Regions from separate parts of the Homo sapiens genome. Here regions 1, 3, 4 and 5 are each linked to region 2. Evidence: chromatin contacts called from ENCODE Hi-C data. All regions are on one chromosome and are shown on one strand. The core of a region is the stretch at or near the end of the contact, and the rest is flanking DNA. Distances in the headings are between cores, read along the strand shown.

Evidence for each region. Hi-C counts contacts between places; a loop is a spot of excess contacts on that map. Pooled maps may share reads with other maps.
Region 1: a pooled map shows a loop between it and region 2 (2.1-fold over the local background). The contact joins the enhancer-like site here to the promoter of SPOPL in region 2. A Hi-C loop is called at or near these places in 4 of 50 pooled maps.
Region 3: a loop to region 2 is called in a map of naive thymus-derived CD4-positive, alpha-beta T cell, with 8 times the contacts of the local background. The contact joins the enhancer-like site here to the promoter of SPOPL in region 2. A Hi-C loop is called at or near these places in 1 of 168 maps with a recorded cell type or tissue (naive thymus-derived CD4-positive, alpha-beta T cell), 2 of 37 single-sample maps with no recorded cell type and 2 of 50 pooled maps.
Region 4: a loop to region 2 is called in a pooled map, with 6 times the contacts of the local background. The contact joins the promoter of MGAT5 here to the promoter of SPOPL in region 2. A Hi-C loop is called at or near these places in 5 of 50 pooled maps.
Region 5: a loop to region 2 is called in a pooled map, with 7 times the contacts of the local background. The contact joins the enhancer-like site here to the promoter of SPOPL in region 2. A Hi-C loop is called at or near these places in 6 of 50 pooled maps.

Annotation. Positions count from the first base shown.
Region 1 is chr2:134,273,989-134,276,949 of GRCh38, forward strand. All of the region lies in intron 2 of MGAT5 (alpha-1,6-mannosylglycoprotein 6-beta-N-acetylglucosaminyltransferase), which reads left to right. Among named protein-coding and RNA genes, the nearest start is that of MGAT5, 21 kb to the left of the region's middle. Within about 2 kb of position 1,468, at least 3 of the 41 ENCODE cell types and tissues checked have a DNase peak (open chromatin) inside an H3K27ac peak, as active enhancers do.
Region 2 is chr2:138,499,974-138,503,333 of GRCh38, forward strand. It overlaps SPOPL (speckle type BTB/POZ protein like), which reads left to right and starts at 1,797. Exons shown (of 11, transcript NM_001001664.3): 1 at 1,797-2,146. SPOPL-DT (SPOPL divergent transcript) reads right to left here and starts at 1,722. Exons shown (of 2, transcript NR_187149.1): 1 at 1,346-1,722; 2 at 1-907. RefSeq lists silencers at 1,693-2,232, 2,433-2,482.
Region 3 is chr2:143,139,597-143,142,644 of GRCh38, forward strand. The region is part of intron 1 of ARHGAP15 (Rho GTPase activating protein 15); the gene reads left to right. Among named protein-coding and RNA genes, the nearest start is that of ARHGAP15, 12 kb to the left of the region's middle. RefSeq lists an enhancer at 2,025-2,164. Within about 2 kb of position 1,436, at least 4 of the 41 ENCODE cell types and tissues checked have a DNase peak (open chromatin) inside an H3K27ac peak, as active enhancers do.
Region 4 is chr2:134,252,626-134,255,879 of GRCh38, forward strand. It overlaps MGAT5 (alpha-1,6-mannosylglycoprotein 6-beta-N-acetylglucosaminyltransferase), which reads left to right and starts at 1,447. Exons shown (of 16, transcript NM_002410.5): 1 at 1,447-2,019. The coding sequence starts at 1,779.
Region 5 is chr2:134,230,606-134,233,846 of GRCh38, forward strand. It overlaps a transcript of MGAT5 not described here and the pseudogene RNA5SP104. Among named protein-coding and RNA genes, the nearest start is that of MGAT5, 22 kb to the right of the region's middle. Within about 2 kb of position 1,991, at least 9 of the 41 ENCODE cell types and tissues checked have a DNase peak (open chromatin) inside an H3K27ac peak, as active enhancers do.

The sequences.
Region 1 (2,961 bases), core at 218-2,717, 4.2 Mb before region 2:
ATGCTTTGAATTTTAGAAAGACCCATTCTGTCTTTCTCTAGTTTTGTGATCTTAAGTGAGGAAGTGGAGCGAATAGGATTGGATCTGTGGTTCTTTGTCATGTACCTGAAATGGGGAAAAGGTAAAAAGTATACATATCTGATCATGAAAATGCTTGCCTTCTAAGGACTGAATGTCTGATATATCTTTGTTCTGCCCATAGTGTCTTGATTGTAGCCTTACCTGTTGAAGATAATTCAGTAAATATTGCTCACATGGATTGGTTTCTATTGGAGGGAACAGCATTTGGTTTCACCACCTGGAAGAGTTTCTTCTTATAGTTCTTCTTCTCAATTTACATTTGTGGTGATTTGCCTAGAAGTCGGACTTGGTATTTCGTTTCCCTAGTTCTCAGACCTTAGCAGACACCGCCTAAGAAGTGGGACTGCCTTTTTTGTTGGTCAGGACTGAACTTCCCATCAATGGTTATGGGATGTGGAGGCTTCATAGGATGTGATAGTTACAATCCTAGATGTGATAGTTACAATCCTAGATTGTGATACTTTAGAGGACAAGAACATTGTGTAGCTCTCTACGGGGTAGTGTATGTATGTGCATGTGTACACATTTATTTATACTCTCAATAAAGAGTTGTCATTCAAGGTCAGCTGAATAACTGGCCAGTGCTGACTGTTCCTTAAAAGCCAAAACCATAATGATAGCATCCAAGTGGTGTTGTGATGACTTAATAATTGCAAGGTCACTTGGGAAGCAGAACCACAAAATCAAAGGTACAGGTATAACTCAAGCGACAGTTTCCTGGTATTTAATCCAAGTTGAACTTACAGCAACCCTGCATTTTTTCCAAAGTGGGGAGCGATATGCAACACTTTCTAGTATTTGGGGTTGAAGTGCAATGTATTTGAATTTGGAAGCTGTTCTTAAAAACAGCAACCATTATTATTATTCTTACCATTTGAAAGTTGAAAATGAAAAATGTCCCTGCTGAGTTCCAGGGCTTGCATTTGGAAGTGCAATTTCCCCCTCTTTGTGCTGCTAATGGACCTTGAAATTTAGTTGTACCTGTGCTCTTTCCTTGTATGTGTACCCATGTCATCAGTTTGTGTTGAAGTAGCACCTGAAGTGTCCCAGCTCCACCCCTGGGCAGTGGCTCAGCAGATGACTTTCCCAGGGTCAGATACTGGTATGTCAGTGAGATCCCAGATGCTACTGAGAGACGGGAGAGAGATGAGATTGCAGGTGGCTTCCTATTAAGTTGAGCAAGAAGCAAATATGTTCTGTCTATCTACCTGTCACTTTCTGTTTTGTTATTTGCAATGGTAACAATAAATATGTGGACCCTTGTCAGAAGCTATTCTTTTGGTATCTTTACAGAAAAATGCTTGTCTTTGTTGGTATGGTTTTCACTTTGTGTGGTCAAGGATATTTTGTTTTTATTTAGAAGAAGAAAGACAGTTCAGAAGTGATGGTGATCTTTGAGGAAGTGAATTTATAGCAGTGATTAACAGCTGTGGGCGATTTTGCCCCCAGGGGACACATGTCAATGTCAGGACACATTTTGGTTTTCACAAATGAAGAGGTGCTATTTCCTTTTTTTTTTTTTTTTTTTTTTTTTGAGACAGTCTCGCTCTGTTGCTCAGGCCAGAATGCAGTGGCACTATCACAGCTCTTTGCAGCCTCGACCTTCCATGTCCCCACCCCCTGCCGCCTCAGCCTTCTGAGTAGCTGGGACTACAGGCAATGTGCCATCATGCCCGGCAAATTCTTTTTTCTTATTTTTTGTAGAGAATGGGGTCTTGCTATGTTGCCCAGGCTGGTTGGGCTCCTAGGCTCAAACGATCCTCCCACCTCAGCCTCCCAAAGTGCTGGGATTACAAGCATGAGCCACTGTGACTGGCCTATTTATTTCTAATAGATGAGGACAAGAGATGCTGCAAAAAGCATCCTACAATATATAAGACACTGCCCATAATAGAAGTATCCAGCCCCAAATGTCAATTGTGGCAGGTTTGTGAAATTCCGATCTATGAGATACTGTTAGAATCTGGTGCCAGCAGATATTTTCACCTATGGTTAGTGCAGAAAGACGCCTGAGACGCTGAAGTTTCCTGATTGCCAGCTGAGACCTAAAGTTCCTTTCCCTTTTCCTAGCAAGGCTGTTCACAAGCCCCCCCACCCCCGCCGCCCGCCAATCTCCACCTCATTTAGCTTTGCCACTGGTCTTGGAGGCCTCCAAGGAAAGAGATTTTAGAAACTCCCAGAAGACTATTTTAGGATCCTGCCCTTAAGGAACTCCTTTCCTGGCCCACAGTGTGCTTTTGGCAATGTACATTTTACTTCTGCTTCTATAGAAGGTAATTATTTCTTCTCGTGAAAGGACCACTAATTCCGGATAACAATGGTACAAAGTAGTCTTAGAGAATGGGTTTAAATTGCAGAATGTTTTAGAAGAAATTCTTTGTTATTTTAAGCAAAGTATATAATTATCAAGATATGAGAGAGTAAATTAAATAAGTTAAAGAAAACAAGACAGGTCCCCAAAGATCTACTTTACATCAGAAAATACCCTTGACAGCATACTTGGAGCAATATTGAAGAAAATGAGACTAGAGAGTTAATTGGGATTTGTGATGCATTTTCAATGTTAAATGAAGGAGTTTCTATTTTGTTCCCTGGGCCGTGGCAGTTGATGAGAGGTTTAAAGTAGGAGGATGAATAGGTGTGAGGTCTGTATTTCCAGAGAATAATTATGGGCCATGTGGAGTGAAATGCATATGAATGGGTGAGAGAGACTGCATTTAATCTTCAGTTAGGAGGAGAATGCCCTGGGTTAGAGATGTTCCTATGGCCCAGGGAGAAAGAATTTGAGACCCACGTTAGGGTGAAGCTGGTGTTATGGGGACACGGACAGACCGTGGGACAGGGCAAGGGAGAATTTGTCATAATTATTTCCAAGGGTGT
Region 2 (3,360 bases), core at 547-3,046:
TGCTAATTTTATCTTTATCTGAAAACCTTTGGCACAGATTTTGTCTTAAAGCACGTTTTGTCTTAAATAAGTCAACAGGATTGCTAACGTAAGGTCAGGTGCTAATCCCAGCATTTTGGGAGGCAGAAGTGGGAGGATCACTTGAGGCCAGGAGTTTGAGCCCAGCCTGGGCAATATGGTGAGACTCTGTTTCTACTAAAAATACAAAAATTAGCCGGGCTCACGCCTGTAGTCCCAGATACTTGGTGGCTGAGGCACAGAATTGCTTGAATCTGGGAGGTGACCCAGGATCGCGCCACTGCACTCCAGCCTGGCGTACAAAGCGAGATCCTGTCTCAAACAAACAAAAAGAAAAAAGAAATAAAAAAGACAGCTAATGTAGTATTAATTTGAAATGAGGGGGATCTGCCTGTCCAGTATTCAAATCCCAGTAACCTCTGGATGAATTACTTGCCATTTCTAGTTCTTGTCGCTTAATTTTAAGATGGAAATTTCTACGTTGAAGTTTTAGAGAGGTTGTTGAGAGAACAGAGACGATACAAGTCCATGCTTAGAATACTCAGTACATAGCAAAATAATAAATATTTTCCCTCTGCCCTCTCTCTTTTCTTGGAAAGCCAGGTAAGCAATGAGAAGTTGGTTTATGGCCAGGTGTGGTGGTTCACGCCTGCAAATCCCAGCACTTTGGGAGACCAAGGTGGGAGGATCCCTTGAGCTCAGGAGTTCGAGATCTGCTTGGGCCACATAGCAAGACCTCGTCTCCACAAAAAATTAAGATTACCTGGGCGTGGCACATTCCTGTAGTCCCAGCTACGGGAGGCTGAGTTGGGAGGATCACTTTAGCCTAGGAGGTCGAGGCTGCAGTGAGCTGTGATGGCACCACTGCACTCCAGCCTGGGTGACAGCCCTGTCAAAAACAAAACAAAACAAAAATTGCTGACGTATGCACAGTTAAAGCAAAAAGAGTTGGGATCCTTGAATGACGTTCATGTCTGTTCTGGCAAAGCCGGGATTGTTGGTCCCCCAAACTTCTTTAAAGAAGTTTACTCCTGGTAGCTCGATTAAGTATCTTTGTCCCATGGCCGTGGGGAATAAAAAGTTCAGTTGTCACCCCCTTTTTAAACTAAATGTCCGAAGAGACAAGGCAATCCCATCCTCTCTTCACACATTTGTGCAGGTGCAGCTTTATTTCCCACCGTGCGGTCCCAGGAGGCCGCCTGGTCTTCTGCGCTCACTTCCTAGGCATCCCTGGCCGCCCCTCGGCAGCCTCTCCTTCTGGCCTGAGACTTCCAGCTGAGCCTCATCCCCTCCACCTGAAAACTGCTCCATGGGGCACTTCATCTACCTGGAAAGTTCTCGATTTCCAACTGGAGCCTGTATACTGCTGGTTGTGTCTCAGCAGTTATTACAGCTCTGGGCTTACAACGGGAGCTTAGCAAAAGTTCCACCCTGGCTTCCTAGACTGCTACAGCTCCAAGAAAAATCCTGTGCGCACAAACGGCCGCCGCCTTTGGCGTCTCCCGCGGATTAGACCAGTTAGGAGGTCTCAGTAGGCTTTTAGGCAGGACAAGTTTTACGCCTGGCCAAATAAGGGTCAGACTAAGCAAGGCGCCTCCGTGCGCCTAGCCAGAGCGGTGCCGGCTGCGGAACCTGCCCCGCCGGGAGCCTAGTGCCATGCAGCAGCGGCGGCGGTGGCGGCTTCCCAAGCGCGGCGGCAAATCCGGGCCCGCCCGGAAGTGCCCGGCGCTGTAGGAGGGAGCAAGGGCCCAGGAGCCGCCGCCGCCGCCGCCGCGCGCACGCGCCCTCGCGGGCTGGAGCCGGGGCTGGAGTCGTAACTCGGAAGCCGGAGCCCAGACGGGCCCGCGGCGGGGGGGTGGGGGCTGCGCGGGGGCGGGAGTGGCGGAGGTGGCCGCCCCTGGCGGCGGGTTTGTTTATCCCGGGGAAGAAGTTTAGGAGCGGGAGATAGGGAAGGAGGGCGGGTCGGGGAGGAGGGATGCGGTTCGGCGGAGGCGGCCGCCACAGGGACTTGCCGCCATCACCCCTGCTGCCACCACCGCAGCCTCGGGCTCCCAGGGCGGACACGGCCACCGCCTCAGCGGGAGAGGAGTCTCCACCAGGACTGACCGCTGCCGCCCAGCACGTCCAGGTAGGCGCCCCTTCCCCTCCCCCCAGTCCCCGCGGCAGCCCCAGGCGCTTGCTCCCCTCCCCCGGCTCTCCGTAGACCGGCGGCCTCCTGCTCGCGCCTCACTGCGCCCTCTGCTCTCTGGGTCCCGGACCCCTGCTCGGGCGGCGAGCTCCGGCCTGCTCTGGGGACTACCTCCCACGCCCCCGGACCGCCCTTCCCTCGCGCGGCGGCACCACTTTCCCCGGGGTTGCCCCCAATCCCTCCTTGATTTCCCAGCCTCCACCTTCCAGGATCCCCTTTAGTTTTACCCCCGGGCCTCGCCCCTTCTTTTCCTCTGGCTTCTCTCCTCCTCTATACCTGTATACCTCCACACCTGCCCCTTTTTACCTGAGTGCTGCCCAAAGGCAGAAACTGCATGCTCTGCCACCGCGCAGCGTCCACTTTCATACCTCCTCATCCCAAATACAGACACTTGAAACTCTCGTCCCTGTTAGCCCATTTTAGGCAGAGTTCTCAGCTTCGCAGACCGCTCACTACCTCCAGTCCGGTGGTCATGCCTTTAACCTCTCTTTAACCTGCTTTCTAATACATTTTTGCTCACTTATACCAGAGTACATCAAGCTAACCGCGCGGTTCGGGGTCCAAGTCTTCAAAGAGCCCACTTGTATTCCTGCTGCTCTCCTTTTTCCTAATTCTTTTTGAGTCAATGTATTTGTATATTGATTCAACATAAAAGAAAAGGGAAGGTAGCATTTTCTCTCTCAAAGCAGTCACACAACCCAGTAGAAATAAGATTCACCATCTGCTTATCCTAACTTTCGCTTGTCTCTTTCCTGACTGAACTCTGTCATTCAGTGATTCTTTCCAGGCTTCTGATGCTTTGTCTATTTTTGAATAATCTTGGGCCTAGTTTGACCCATTGTGGTACTCACTTTCCCACTTGCAATTGAATCCACTGTTTCTTGGACTAGAAACTGACAGAGGTAAAAGGTTCATACCTTGAAAAATTACATCTCTCCTGCCACGATGAGATTGGTGGAATATTTCAAATTACCATTTCATCATTCTTGTGAGAAATGTTGCCTAGTGGTTAAGAACTCTTCTCTAGAGCTCAGACTAGTATATAGTTGCCAGGGTGTAAACCCTTGCTCTGCCATCTACCAGCTTTGGCTTTGGGGAAGTTACTTAATATTTCTTCGCCTCAGTATACTTACAGCTGTAAAATGGGGTTATGA
Region 3 (3,048 bases), core at 186-2,685, 4.6 Mb after region 2:
TGTTATTTTACTTGGTAATTCTAGAAAGCCAGTGACAAAGTGGGAGCTTTTAGTAGACTTCGTAGAAAAAGGCAGTGAAGCATGGAGAAATTGAATTGCGGGAGGACACAGAAGGGCTAGGACACATTTCAGGTATAACCATTAAAACATACTTTTTCTCAAATTTTAGTACGGAACTTTTTTCTTTCTTACAGAGATAGTAGTGGTATTAAAAGCACAAGCTGGGAAGTCAGAAAAAATAAAACTCAACTCTGGGCCCTACCACTTGCTAGATCCTGTATGATATTTTGGGCAAGTTACTTAATCTTTCTGAGTCTGCATTGGCTCATCTGTAAAATGGTGAGTTTCCTCCCAAGGAAAAAATATAAAATGATGTATGTAAAGATGTTTACCCTGCATGAGGCACATAGTAAATCACTTTAAAAAGGTTAAACGCGGTGGTAAGAGTAGCAGTAGTAATTGTTTTATCAGGTCTTGAATCAAAGAGTGACTTTTTTTTCTTCACTATGATGTAAAAATCATGCTATGATAATTTTGGTTTATTTCAATTCTAAGTATTATGATAAAATTATGAAACTCATCAAAAGCAATTTCTTGCTATTAGTTTCATTTTCTCAATACAGCTGTGTGGGGGAGTATAGTATAGCTGTGTGGGCAAAGGGAAGAAGAGATAACTCTTTTCTTGTTTGTTTACCAATTTTTAGTTGATATGGTAGTTTTCCTTCAAGCAGCTCAAGATGTACCCTCACCAAAAATACCCTTTAATTATGAAGAATTAATATTTATCACATAAAACAATTCAAAAACAGGTAGGCAGCCACTGACTCTTATGCCTGAAATTAAAATGAAGCAAAGAAAAACAGCAAACACGAGGAGAGAAAAGAAAGTAGAATTCTCTTCATGCACTTTTATTTTAAATCTAAATTTTTGCATGGAGTGGTAAGGTAGTAAGGTAGATAGTCCACAAGACAGATCTACTAGGGTCCTAGAAAAATAATTCTGAGAAGGGAACATATAAAAGGAAACTAGGAAGTCCTGAGAGTATAGATTGCTAACCCAGTAAAGAAGTCTTTTGTCTTTTTTTTTCTTCCTTTCTTTTGTTTAATTTTCCTTTGAGGAAACCAACTCAGGATTCTATATATGTAGGTTGAATGAATATCCCAACTCAGTCCTAATTTTGAAAGCAATTGGTGTTAGCGCATCCACTTAATGAGAACAAGGTGCAGCAGAGGGGAACCCACGTGCTGACAAAATGCTGGGAAGACAACCAGCTATGGTGCTGTCCACAGAAAGCTTGCTGTATCCTATGGCCAGCTGGCATTGAGCTTTAGGTTTGAAGTCTGGCATTAGCAAAGGGGATTAGCAAGTGGGCAGTAGGTTCAGGGTGGGAAACCAGCTTGACAAAAAACCTGGAGACCAGTCAGCATGGCAGATGTGTAGAGCATACACACCCTGGAGCAGGGATGGGGGAAGGTGAAATGCAGTGATCTGACTTCTCCTGACCATGATGAGCTGTATGGTGCATACATTTGGCAGCTTTAGATGTGGAGAGGTATGCAGGAAACACAGGAATCCAACAACACTTGGGATTTGGAGTCACAGTCATTCTAATCTTGGTGGCAAACTTGAACATGCTGGAAATGCTCATGGCCTGGGGGAGTTCAAGACAGGGGATTTCAGACAGTGCTGAATGAATATACCAATTTCAGTACTAATTCTGAAACCAGTTGGTATTAGGGCATTGAATTAATGAGAGCAAGGCATGGGACCAAGTGTCTATAATGTCCTAAGTACAATACAGAGCAACAACACTGACAAATACAGTGTCTGACTTTAAGGAGCCCACAGTCAATTTGGGCAGAAGAGACACACAGCTCAAATAGAGAACAGAAACCAATATAAGGCAGGATATAATTATCTGCCAAAATATAATAGAAACAGTAGAGGAGGCAGAGAAAAGAGAGGGAGGAAAAGGGGAACTTGCTTAGCAAGAGCAAAGAGCACAGCACAATATCCTACTCGTTGTAACTAAGATCATGTTGAGAAAATTGTAAGAATAAATGAAGTAATGTGAATGTCTGACGATCCTCTTTCTAAAGCAGTAGTACAAATGCAAATGCAAATGCAGTCTCCTGGTTCTGCTCTTCATTTGCGATCTTACCAGCTTAGATTTAAAAATAATGAAATACTGAAAATAATATTGACTTAATAGGCAGCACAATCACCATTCAACCCATACATCAGAGGAGCAATGTTCCTAGGGGTGATTGACACTACGAGCCACAGTCGGGAATGCCTGCAGGCCAGTTGGGATATCTATACAAGATAAGTGGGTAGGAGAGGACCTGTAGACAAGAGAACGTCTATATGATGCCTTGTCTATAGGATGTAGAAGCTGTCCACCCGCAGCTGTCTCTTACCATACACACCTGGATCAGTTTGCCACATTTTATGAATTTTCAAGAGAAGACATATAGACATACTTTTCTGTTTTTTTTTAAAAGTAACAACCCTCATTTTTCAATTGGAAATTGATTCAAAACATTCCAAAACATTGTTCAGGCCCAACAACATATGTCTGTGGGTTGAATTTGGTTGGCAGTCTGCCGATTTTCCACCTCTTCTTGAATTTATAGCTGCTCCTAAAAAAGCAGGAGCAGAGGGTAATGATTAGAGAGAACTGGAGTCCTCCAAATAACTTCTGTATATGCAATAAATCCCAATAAATGTTTAGAGACTGACTGGAGCATTAGATTATTCTGTGAAAAAAGCATCCATTTATGTATAGCTTCTTCATTTAGGTCCTTGTTGTGTCTGTCTAGCTTGCATGACTGGGCTCATTTTCCTAAATTGAAAGAACAAACTTTCTTCTGCTGCCAACCCTCCCCAAAGCATTTTTTTAAAAAAAATCATTAAAAGATGTCTCTAAAAGTTTAACTTGACTAAGTCATAACAAATACATTTGTCTTTGCATCAACTGTTATTTTTGAATCGCATGATGTAGGTAGGGTATGGATCAGAATGTGTGGAAGTACTGTTGTAAGGGAG
Region 4 (3,254 bases), core at 197-2,696, 4.2 Mb before region 2:
TTTGGGACCACATTTGGAGAACCACTGGTCTAGAATTGAGAGGTTGGCAAACCTTCTCTGTTAAGAGGTAGATAGTAAATATTTTAGGCCTTCTGGGCTACAAAGAGTATCTGTTACATATTTTTTATTGCTTTTCATGACCCATTAAGCATATATATATCATTCTCTGCCATATACAAACAGGCTGTTGGGGGAGTGAGGATGATGTAGGGAAGGTGGGGCATGGTTTAATAACCCCTGGGCCATGCCTAGATGATCAGTCCTCTGCCACATAGCTGGCTGACCTTTGCCAAGTTAATCACCTTTTACCTTTATTTTCTCATGTTTCTAATAAAACAGAGACGATAATATTCATACTTCTTACCATATAGAACTTCTGAGGATTCAGTGAGCAAAGCCACAAAAGATGGTATGTCACAATATCTGGGATATAGCTAGAATTTATAATTTATTTTTACTCTGTTGATAGGCAATGGGAAAACAGTAAGAGGCAGACCAACAGTGATCCAGGGCTCTGAAAGCTAATTGCTTCAAGATCCTGCTACCATTTTCTTTTGGGCCGCTTGCAAAGAAGAATCCTTTGACTGAAGCATGTATGTACACTCTGAAGTACAGCCTGGGTTAGTCTCTTATAAGGGATCGGATCATTGCTCAGCCTCTCCCTTGAGTGGCACTTAGAAAATGGCGCTATTCGTAAGCTGACTGGTATTGGGCCCAGGACTCTGGCTGAAGGGGTGGGCATGCTGGTAACCATTTGCAACCTATGCTCAGGTCCTACTTGTTGGGAAGCCCTGATTGAGAAGAGTGGCCTGGTCTGTGCTGGCATTAGATAGGATCTGGCTGCATTAATATTGAAACTACTCTGCCTTTTAATGTCTCATTTTGCCTCATGGTGGGAGTGAAAGTGAGAACCACAGAAAATCTGCCTGCCAGGTGTTCCACATTTCTTGTGCTACAGCATGCAAGTGAGCAGTGAGGTGTACCTTTTCCTCATGTAGCTGGGAAAGCAATACCCCTGCTTGTACCTCTGGCATATCTTCTCTGTGCTGGTGCACCTAGAGAGGTTGCCTGGTGGCCCTGAGAGAGCCATCTCATCACTAAACACTGATGGTGAAAGCTGGCCATGCTCAAATAAGATGTAGCAATCTACCTCTTCTTTGTCTAGTTACCCCCAAGGGGGCATCCACTTTCTTGCTCACCTCACCAGTTGCATGTTCTAGTCCTTGCCAGAAGCACATAATAATGACTTTGTAAGCTTAAGTTACAGGCACACAAAAGGGCCTGATGGTGATATGACTCCACCCTCCCCGTTTTTGCTGACATTCCGCCAAATATCCTTCTGTCTCCTCCCCACCTTGCAAAACAAACTTCCTGTTTTGAATTTGGTCCAGGCTGGAACAGCCCCACTACACCTGTTAACACACGCAGACGCACACTTCCCCCTTCATAATTGCTTAGCTTCTTGTTGCCTAGCCAGATTTCCCCTCAGCTTACAGTTCCTGAATCATAAGATATTGAACCAGCAAATTTAAGAGTTGACATTTTACTTAGAGGTATTCAAGTGAAAACATGGCTTCTGGTTTATTTTGCTGTATTGTGCCATGACCACTTGGCTAATTCTTCTCCTCCTTCACAGCAGAATGGAAGTGAGGAAAGGCAACCAGCTGACACAGGAGCCAGAGTGAGACCAGCAGACTCTCACACTCAACCTACACCATGAATTTGTGTCTATCTTCTACGCGTTAAGAGCCAAGGACAGGTGAAGTTGCCAGAGAGCAATGGCTCTCTTCACTCCGTGGAAGTTGTCCTCTCAGAAGCTGGGCTTTTTCCTGGTGACTTTTGGCTTCATTTGGGGTATGATGCTTCTGCACTTTACCATCCAGCAGCGAACTCAGCCTGAAAGCAGCTCCATGCTGCGCGAGCAGATCCTGGACCTCAGCAAAAGGTACATCAAGGCACTGGCAGAAGAAAACAGGAATGTGGTGGATGGGCCATACGCTGGAGTCATGACAGCTTATGGTAAGCACTGTTTCTGGGACCTCTCCATTAAAGTGTGCCTTGGCCTTGAAATGGCCCTAGAAGCTCCCAGATATGGTCTTGTCATGGACTGAATGTCCTTTGCCACTGCCTTCATAAGCAGTGAATTGCACACAGAGAGGCATCTTTAGGAAATTAAAGCAATGCCATTTTGGGGGTTCTGAGCTGGTGTATGCAGACACACTTTCCCCTGGAGTCAGTGGGTTAGTATAGTTAGGGCTCTATTGGTTGTGTTTGCAGCTAGCTCCTTCTCCCTGAACACATTTCAGGAACCATGTGATCTCATGTGGGAGTGAGTTCAGGGAATGCTGAAAAATATTCTCATCTTTCCCTAAACAAAACTTAATTAAGGCTGGTGGGGGTGAGGTGAAGAGGATGGGGAGGAATGTTCTATGGAAGCCAGTAAACTTAGAGCCAATTGTGTTCCTCCCTCCAGCCAATAAATATGACACTGGCACTTGCATGCTGGTGAGTTTTAACCTTTGGCTTCTTGAGGTTATGTTGCTCTTCTTCTTGCCCTTGTCTCTAACTGCCCTCACTTTGAAAGGAATCTTTGTGTACTTGTTGCTTTTTCTTTAAAGAATTTTTTTCAGAATTCTTTTTGAAATCAGAAAGAGTAAAAAAATACACATATGGGATGTAACTTATTTTTCTTTTATGTTTAATATAGAAAAAGTTGGAAGCTGTAGACAAGCAAAAAAAGAAAAAAATTACACATAAGTCTACTACTCCAGGCAATAACCACAATTAACATTTCAGTGTGTATTTTTCTGATACTTTGCATACACACACAAATATATATATACATATATATACATATATACATATATATACACATATATACACATATATATATACACACACATATATATATACATACACATACACACACAAATACTTGGAAAAAAATTGCAAATGGAATTTAGATCATGCTGTGTTTTGCAGAGCAGACTTGGTCTGTAGAAGATGACCTGTTGTTGAGTGACAAGAGTCTGATCATTGAATTGAGGTTTCAGTGGTCTCACTGAAGTGGTCTCCCTGATAGTATAGATGAGATGCAAGAATGGGGTTAGGTGAGGTGGAGAAAGTGGAGTTGTGTTTTGTGACCCACTCAAGGAAGGTGCCCTGAAGTATGCCGATTTCAAATCGTGATTCCCAAAAATGTGCAGCAACAGTTCAGTTCAGTGCAGGTTGAGTTCAGACACAGGAAATCATAC
Region 5 (3,241 bases), core at 741-3,240, 4.3 Mb before region 2:
GACTATGTACAATTATTTGTCAATTTAAAAAATTGTTAAAGAGACAAATAAGTGTTGGCAAGAATATGGTGAAATTGGAACCTTCATACACTGGTGGTAGGAATGTAAAATGGTGTAGCTACTGTGGAAAACATTTTAGCAGTTCCTCAAAATGTTAAATACAGAGTTATCATATGACCCAGTAATTCTACTCGTAGGTATATACTCAAGGGGAATGAAAACACACACACACACACACACACCCATCAAGTCATACACAAACGCTCATAGCAGTTTTATTCATAATAGTATCAATTGATGAATAGATCAACAAAATGTGATGCATCTATTCAATGGAATATTGTTTGGCTGTAAACAAAATGAAGCACTGATATGTGCTACAACATTGGACCTTGTGAAAGAAAGCTGTCAAAGAACACTGCATATTATGATTCTATTTATATCAAGTGTCCAGAATAGGCATATCTATAGAGACACCAAAGTAGAATGAGTGCTTGCTTAGAGCTGGAGTGGGGAGGAGGAGGGGTTAGGAGGTGGTAGCTAAAGGGTGTGGGTTTCTTTTGGGTATGATAAAATGTTATATGAAATTCTCTACAGCCACACTACCTTGAATGTGTCCAATCTGTTCTGATATTGGAAGCTAAGCAGAGTTGAGCCTGGTTGGCACTTATATGGGAGAAAAGTTATAAAGCTGATTGTTGTAATGCTTGTACAACTCTGAGCCCAGTAAAAACCATTATATTGTATATTTTAAGTTGGTTAATTGTATGGTATGTGAATTATATTTCAGTAAACTGTTACAAAAAGGGTTTATAACCTAGACAAATAATTATCAAATAAACTGCATTCCTCTGTGGTGGGTGGTAAATGCTTCCTGTGTAGCAATGTACAAATTCCTATGTCAAGATCTTCATAGGCTGTCTTGATGTCTTCTCATGTGGAATTCTTCCTTTCACTTTGGAACACCATTTCTTAAAGAGATTATGGCAAAGTGAAATAATTAGTTGCTTGATTTATTGATGGATGATTTCCCTCATTCACCCTCTGGAGTTCTTTTAATAGAAATGTTAGAAACCCAGACCCTCTAGAACCTGTGGGGAGCAGCTTGGTTGAGTAGCTCTCTACCCACTGGAGGTATTTGGGGAAAGATCACTGGGTTTGTGGCTGGCTGTGAAAATGATCAGACCAGGGCGGGGCCAAGTGGCTGACATGGCTGAGTAGTGGCTGGTCCTTCTTGCCTGCTGTGCCGAGTTGTCTGTCCCCTGGTACTTTACACCCAGTGAGTTGAGGAAGAAGGAATTACCTCTCTAGACAAAGATCGTTCTGTCTGCAATATATGATATAGTACTATTGCTCTGTGGAAGCTTCAGGCAGCCATCCTCCCTCACAAACCAGCTCCTCCATTTTCCTGTCTTGGTGAATGACATGTCACCTTTTCCTCAGCTGCCCAAGCTGGAAGCCTAGTGGTCATTCTATACTCCTCCTCCTCCTCCTCGTCTTCCCTCATTCCTTCCAGTTAGTCATTGCCCACTGTCCTGCTGATTTGACCTCTTAAGTATTTCTAGCATTTGGTTTCTTATTATGACTGGACTGCCACTACCCTGTTCAGGCCTTTATTGGACTCATTTCTCACCCGGATTTTCATGAGCCACCCTTCAAACCCATCCTCTACACAGCAGCCAATATCAAATATGGTGGCCTCAGCACTGTTAAATGTCTTCAGTGATTTACCTGCCATTTGGTGGTGGTTCTTACTCAACAGGGGAGGAGTTTCAGATCATCTAGGAACCAGAACCCTTTTCAAAGTATTTAGGTGTATATCCTATTCTGGACCCATTAGCTGAAGAGGGGCCTTGGGAAAGGGCTTCTACATCTTGAAAAATCTCCCCAAACAGGATGATACCCAATAAGTAATGCTTAGAAAACAATTTATTTTGAAATAATTTCACAGGAAGTTGTAAAAACAGTACAAAGAGACCCACGGACCCATCCTTCCCCAGATTTCATGCTCTGTTACAATACCAAACCAGGAAGTTGATACTAACAGGTTACTGTTAATAGACCACAGACCTATGTAATGTTTTTTTAATGCCCATTTTTCTTGTTAGGTTGGAGTGTGGCACTTCCTGCTAACCTGAGATGTTAGATTATTTCTTAACTGGTGCACATTTTCATTTAAGAATGGCATGGGTCTTCTTGATTCTGTGGGTGGTGGTTGTTATGGTGTGTTATGGTGTGTCTTCTTGTATGTACATGTGTGTGAGATATTGGTGGCAATTACCAGTTTTTCCTTGCAGAGTGAATTATATCCCCAAAGAGTTTGCCAAGAATACATTTGAGTAATGTAATTCTGTCTAGTGACCTAAGGTCATAACTTTCTTAAGTTAAAAAGTTAAAACTGCCACAACAGGTTTTATGCTAGAAGAATAGTATAGACATTGATTCTTCTTGAATCCAAGATTCAGTTAGCTTAAAATGATGTCATCGTGAGTTGTTTTCCAGGTATGTGTAAATCTGACTTTGTTTTTTGTAGATTGTAAAATATAAGGGTACAGGGCTGGTTCTGTGTTTTATTTTGTTTTCTGTACTTGTTTTATTCATAAGTCTAAAATATAGTGTCTACCAGGGAATGGCTCTATGCAATGAATCACAGTGTAGTTTTGCTTTGAGAGATGGGGTATTACTATGGGTCATAATGAATTCAGTGGAATGGATTTCAGACTTTTAGGTGCTGACCCAGAAAATTCTTTGAAGTAGCAATCTTTACCAATGCTAGGAATTGGGCTAGTCTGCTTTGCTTCCTCATCAAAACTGATGGACAAGATAGAAAATGCCTTTTTATCAGTTACAGTAACATTTTGCTGACACTTGGTGCATTTTTTTTATGTGTTTCACACAGATATGCTTACATCCTTTGAGAAAAGGAACTGAAGGGAAGAAAGAAAACCACAACTGCTTTAGAATAAAACTAGGTCAGCAAAGGCAGATCTTAATGTATTTAGATCAGGCAGAAGGCTAGGTCCTTCCACCTTACTCACAGAGGCCTCTGGGGCTCATTGTAGGAGTCATGAGACTTCTCCAGTAACTCTCATCAAGGATCGGTCACTAGACTAGGCCCTTTGCAAATTTAAACCCTGCAGGTAGACATTTTACAGATAAGGAAACTGGATCTTCATTTCTGTAACTTCAAGAGGGCACAGGGCTGGCTTATGTCAGTGCAGAGATTTTAATCTGAATCTAA